Linked DNA regions of Homo sapiens: region 1 is linked to region 2. The links are chromatin contacts, found by Hi-C in ENCODE. All regions are on one chromosome and are shown on one strand. The core of a region is the stretch at or near the end of the contact, and the rest is flanking DNA. Distances in the headings are between cores, read along the strand shown.

Region 1 (2,902 bases), core at 196-2,695, 180 kb before region 2:
ACCTGGCTATGCCTGGCATTTTCCACATCCCTGCTCCAGTGTCTGGGTGTCTGGGCAGACTTCCTGGTTCACAGATGGAGCCTTCTGGCTGTGCCCCCACGGGGCGGAAGGAACAAGGCAGCTCCCTGGGGCCTCTTTTGTAGGGGCACTAATCCCACCATGAGGCTCCACCCTCCGAACCTCATCACCTCCCAAAGGCCCCACCTCCTAACACTGTCACCTTGTGGGTGAGGTTTCAGCCTAGGAATTTGGGACGCTTGCGCATTCTGCCTGGAGCATTAACCACGTATCTTCCCTGTGTTTGCCAAGGATGTGTCCGGAGACTTTAGTCAGTCCTAAAATTCTCCCTCCCGCTAGTGAGTGACCTGAGCAGTGCATCCTGCAGCAGCCCAGCCCTCAGGTGTTCATCCTCCAGCAGCGCAGCCCTGCCCACCCTCGGGAGGAGGAGGGGCCCGGCGCTGACACCTGCGGCCTTCTCAGTGCCACAGCCGGGCTCTGCATCCCTGCAATGCTCCACAGCTGCAAGGCTGCTCACTCACTTTGCACAGTGGCTCCCAAACCCCATTTGCAATTTTCCCTCCGAGACCCTCACAGCAGCTGGGGCCTCCTCTTCAGGCCATGTGTCCCTTCTTCAAGAGTCAAAATGAGAACAAGTCCGTCTCTTCCTTTTCTTCCTCCAAGCTTGGGGAGGCAGCAGCTTCCTCTCTGGCCCCCAGTTAAGGACCTTCTACCTACGGATTCCCTACATCAAGTCCCTCATGGGAATTATCTGTTCTGGTAGCTTCCGTGGCTTCTTTCTCTTCCCAGACCCTGACAGATGACCACGCGTGGCTTGCTGAAGCCATAGCTGTATGAGGACACTGGCAGAAACGGCTGCTGTTCTTCTTGCTTCCCAAAGGGCAGAGATACCTCGAGTCACAGAAGGATGAGGAAGCGTCTTCTCACACCCCTGACTTCATCTGCTGGGAGCTGGTGGCTGAGGGCGGCTGGTTTGCTCTAACCCTTCAACACCGATGAGTGGAAAGGGCCAAGGAAGCAACCCCCGCAAACTGCCTGGTTGCCAAGAGGTCTCCCAGGTAGGGGACAGACTCGGGTCCTGCCGGCAGCTGCGCAGGGAGGGTCTCCATGACGCAATATCTCCACACCACGGCAGGGGGCGCTGTTCACGTGCGCGAGAACGCTCCTTAGTGACCAGAGCCTTTGCTCCAGGGACAGGAGCTGCCTCAGAGCACAATTTGCTGCTTTGAAAAGGGATTTAGAACAGGAATTCCCTCAGACTTGGTAACAGTAGATGCCGTGTGAGCGGAAGAGCATCTTCAGGGAAAACGTGTGAGAAATGGGGGAGAGGAAACCTGACTCCAAATAAACCAAGAACACGGCAGAAATTAAGGAGCTCGCAAAAGCTGTGAGAGGGCAGCGAGTTGCCAGTTCATATAAATGAAGAGATCAGCAGAGTCCACCGCCGACTGGTTGCGAAGAAGTCTAAAAACAGACCCAAGGATTCGGAAATTCGGGGCCGTCGTAGAGCCACTCATTTCAGTAGAACAGTAAGTGCAGAAACCAGATTTATACACACAGGTATATACATGGATACACACATCTATACACACACTAGTTTTCTATTTGTGTTTTAAAATTTAACTTTTTATTTTGATGTTTAAAGAGTACATACAAATGTAGAAAGGACTGTGTAATGAACTCCCATGTACCAAGTACCACCTGATTAATAATTAAGTGGCTTATGACTAATAATTATTGACTCACGACTCAACTTGTTTAATCAGTTTCTGCCTGTCCCCACTCTCTATCTCTCTTTCTCTTTGGATTGGAGTATTTTCTGGCCATCCCAAAAGATATAATTTTATGTAACTACTGTGTCTCTAATGGATAAGGGCTTTTTAAGAGCAGCAGAGGGAGAGAATTGGGACAGAACCCAGAGCCACAGGGAGAGCTGTGTCCTTGAGCAGCACAGATCCGAGGCAGCGCCTCTGGTTGCCCAGCTAGTTTAGAAGCATGATCAAACATGTGACATGAGAAGCAATATTTACCCTTCTAAAATGTGGCTTCAAGGATAGATTGGTTTAAGCCAAGCCTCCTTTACTTTTCCAAATAAGAACAGACACACACTGATAGGAAATGAAACAGGAAATGGCCCCCCTGGCTAATGTGTGGGTAGGGTGAGATGATTCCTTTAACTTGCTCAGCATGAGTGCCTTCTCAGGATGTGACAGGAGTTCATGTCGGGATTTAAGAACATGGACTTCTTGGATCTGTTGGTTGTATGTTCTTGGGAAAGTTACTTATGCCTCAATTTCACCTGCAAATTGGGGTTAATAATGTTTAAGGTCACAAGGTTGTTCCAAGGATAACACGAGAGGGTGCATGTAAAGAGGTGGGTGTAGCACCTGCCGTGTAAGAACTGCTCAGCCTACATTAGCTGTAATGACGATTGGTGAAGACACCCGCTTGTTAACTGTTGTGTTCTGTGAGCCCCCCAGAAGCACCTTGTCCGTAATTATCACACAGAAGGCCTTTTCCTCCACTTTCACCGTACACAGAAATAATATGTAAGGCCCAGACTTAAAATGTAGGCTGTCATTTTTTTCCTACTCGAAAATAATAGAGAGAAACATTTCTTTTTTTCTTTTTATTTCTAGTGCACCTATATATGTGTAAGAATGGTTTATTACTCTCGATCTTCTAAGTTAATTTTGGGGGAAAATAGTAACTCCTTCAAGACTCTAGAGTTTCCTTTAGCCAATTAGACATTGTGATGACTCATCTGAGAGAGTATGAGTAGGCTGCTTATGAAATTTATTCTGCCACCCAAAGATGATAAACTTAAAGAAGTCCCTCACCCAGACACAGCATAATAAAACAGCTGAAAACCAAACACGAAGAA
Region 2 (3,048 bases), core at 453-2,952:
GAGGCAGGAGAATGGCGTGAACCTGGGAGGCGGAGCTTGCAGTAAACCGAGATCTCGCCACTGCACTCCAGCCTGGGCGACAGAGTGACACTCCGTCTCAAGAAAAAAAAGAAGAAAAAAATTTCTTTAAAATTGGGGTTAATGTGCCACTTTCTCTTAGGTAAAGATGTAGCTATTTTGGAGAAATTTGAATGAATGCTCAGAACAGGTGAATCAGAGTGCAGCATCTTAAGGCTTACCTTCAGTTGCAATACAAGGCACCGACTTTTAAAATTTTTGATAGTTTAAAAGTTATCTGTAATCAAAAATATTTTGGCACCAAGCATGTTCCTTTCTTGTAACCTGTATTCTATGTTCAAAAAATCGTTGAATTCACATCCCCCAGAATAGAAACTCCATGAGAAGAACATTGCGGTTCTTATTGAGAGATGTCTTCTAGGCTCCTAAAATAGTGTCTGATACATAAACATCACTCGAGGAATATTGTTGGATGCATAAACATACCGGGCCCATGGCACATGCATGCACACCACACACAATGTGTTGTCTGCTCCATTAATACTTCCATTACTGGTATGCTGGGATGGTGTAAAGAGTGAACACAACCTGCCCAACACACTTTGTATAGATTTTTCTGGAATATAAGTGGCTCTTTGACTAATTCTAAAGTTTATTCTAAAAGAAATGTAGCTATAAAGTTGCTTCTCATATATAATCAAGTGAAAAGACTAGAACACACAGTAGGATCTAAGGTATGGTCGTAAATTGCTTTAAAAACATATCGACACACACTCCTAGAAGAACGTTGGAAGAATATGCACCCAAGTGTTGGCAGTCAAGATTTTCCCCTCATTCTGTATTTTTGTATTTATATTTTCTCATTTTGAATCAATACGATGCACTGCCTTTGTATTAAGAAGCTAATGGGTACTTTTTTCCTGGGGAGTGTGTTTGGTTTTAGAGCAGGAGTCATCATCTGCCAGGCGTCCGACTCCCCTGCGCTGCCTGCTGATGCTTCCCATCACACCCAGGGCCTGAGGGAGGAAGTGGGCTCCTGCAGCATGGTCAGGGCAGTGAGATGAGGCAGAAGCGGCACTGAGGGGATTCCCTGAGGGACTTGGGGAGGGTCTCCATGCATCCCGCCAAAGGTTGGCGCCTCCTGGGGTCTCGTCTGACCTCCCAGCACCAGGGATGGGGTGCCCCTGCTGGGACCTTGGAGCCTGGGCTCCCTGACGGCTTGCTCTATGTAGCTCAAGGCTCCCCCATTCCATTACTTTGAAAGGGAAAGGAGAGGGAATAAGGACAGAGGGAAGGAGGAGGGAGGGAGGAGGCAGGCGGGAGCTGAAACAACCTCCGGCAGCACATCTGTGGGTGCCAGGCCTCCGAATGCAGCGCTGAGTAAGACGAACTCCCAGCCTTCATGGAGGAGCAGATACCAACTGGCAATTTGCATGATTGATTATTTAGCCACAACTGTGATGAGTGCAACTGAGGACAGGCACAGGGCCTAAGGCGGTGCCCGAGAAGATGCCAGGCCGGGGCTGGGACCGGGCTGAGATCCGAGATTGGGAGGTCCAAGTGTGTCCTGAGTTGCTTATCTCTGCCTGCAGGAGTGTCTGTGAGAAAGAAAAAGGAACTGCAGGTTCCCTCCGTGAACTCCCATAGCCCTGCCCAGTGAGGACAGCCAGGCCTGGCCAACAGCCGGGCCAGCGCGTCTGCCCCCTGGAGCTCTCTCTTCCCTTCAAGCGGGGGCTGGCGGTGGGGAGGTCACAGGCCGGAGCACGAAGTCCTGGCTGCACAAGAGGCTTCCCTGAGGGAGGAAGCTGCTCCCTTCCACAAAGGTCTCTCCAAAGGACCTTCCTAATTTGCTGCTGGCGGAGAGACAAACAACACAGTGGCCATGCCAACTGGGGAGAGAGGCCAAATGGAAAGAAACTACAGGCCACACTGCAAGGTGGTGGGGAAGAGGGCTTTGGCTTGCTTGTCCTTATATGTGGTGAAAACTAGAGCGGCAGCTTTCATCAGGCCAAAGCAGGATGAAAAGGTCAGAGGGAGCATGGCACAGGACAGCATCTGACTGCCAGCAGATGAGCAATGAAGCCAGGATGCAAGAGGATGTGTATGCAGCGGCATTTGGGATGCGGAGAGAAGACGCAAGCCTGGGAAGCGCAAAGGGTTCCGGCCTCATCCATCACATCACCAAGTTCCTATTTTACCCTTGATTCTAAGCAGCAGCTAAATGAGCAGATTAAATACTTAGAAATGCCGCATTGTGGAGTGTGGAGGCCCAACGGCCAGCGAGGAGGCTATAAACAGAGTCAGTGAGAGACGAGGAGAAAACAGTTCTCTAGGAGGCGTCCTTCTCTTCTGCTTTGATGGTTGTGATACAAGCAGGCAGGAAGGATCCATGAGTGAAAGGCATATGTGAAATACAATTTTCAGTTTCCTTCTTTCACAACTGGGTAAAAATAATCATTCACCAAGACAGAGAACAGACAGGAGGAGGAGTCTACATAGGAATATGGTCATTATTGAAAACCGAGGCAAGGGAGAGTCAGTCGAGCTCCAAAGCCCAGACACACATGGGAGCACTGCTAGGAAAAACAGCAAAGTTGTTGAAGACCTAGCATCTACCTTGGCCCCACAACAGACACAGGAACAGCTCTGCCTCCTCGAGTTCTTCAGACTCAGACTGCAGTGCTCTTTGGAAGGAACTTTAGGTAAATACAGAACCAACAAGTCCATCGTCTACGTGTGTAGCTGTGGCTATGGGGCAGAAGATGGTCACTGATGGTGAGAGAGGGAACGGGCTGGTGGCAGGAAGGATCACAAAATGAGGCCTAGACCAATGTCCACATCATGGGATGCTGAGGTGGCCTCTCAGGCAACATCAGATGCAAAACAGATACCAGAATATTCACCCAGGTTGGATTCCTTAGGCCCCTCGTTCTGAAAGCAAAAGTGCTCAGATTCAGTCATGAGAGGGAATGTGAGGACACACTTGTGAGGACCAGGCACCTCACATGTTCAGAAGGTCGGAAAATAGCC

Evidence for each region. Hi-C counts contacts between places; a loop is a spot of excess contacts on that map. Pooled maps may share reads with other maps.
Region 1: a map of left cardiac atrium shows a loop between it and region 2 (2.1-fold over the local background). The contact joins two enhancer-like sites. A Hi-C loop is called at or near these places in 4 of 168 maps with a recorded cell type or tissue (OCI-LY7, endothelial cell of umbilical vein, heart left ventricle and 1 more) and 3 of 50 pooled maps.

The regions. Positions count from the first base shown.
Region 1 is chr6:169,830,671-169,833,572 of GRCh38, forward strand. No RefSeq gene overlaps it. Among named protein-coding and RNA genes, the nearest start is that of LINC00242, 33 kb to the left of the region's middle. Within about 2 kb of position 1,446, at least 3 of the 41 ENCODE cell types and tissues checked have a DNase peak (open chromatin) inside an H3K27ac peak, as active enhancers do.
Region 2 is chr6:170,009,674-170,012,721 of GRCh38, forward strand. No RefSeq gene overlaps it. Among named protein-coding and RNA genes, the nearest start is that of LINC00242, 210 kb to the left of the region's middle. Within about 2 kb of position 1,703, at least 8 of the 41 ENCODE cell types and tissues checked have a DNase peak (open chromatin) inside an H3K27ac peak, as active enhancers do.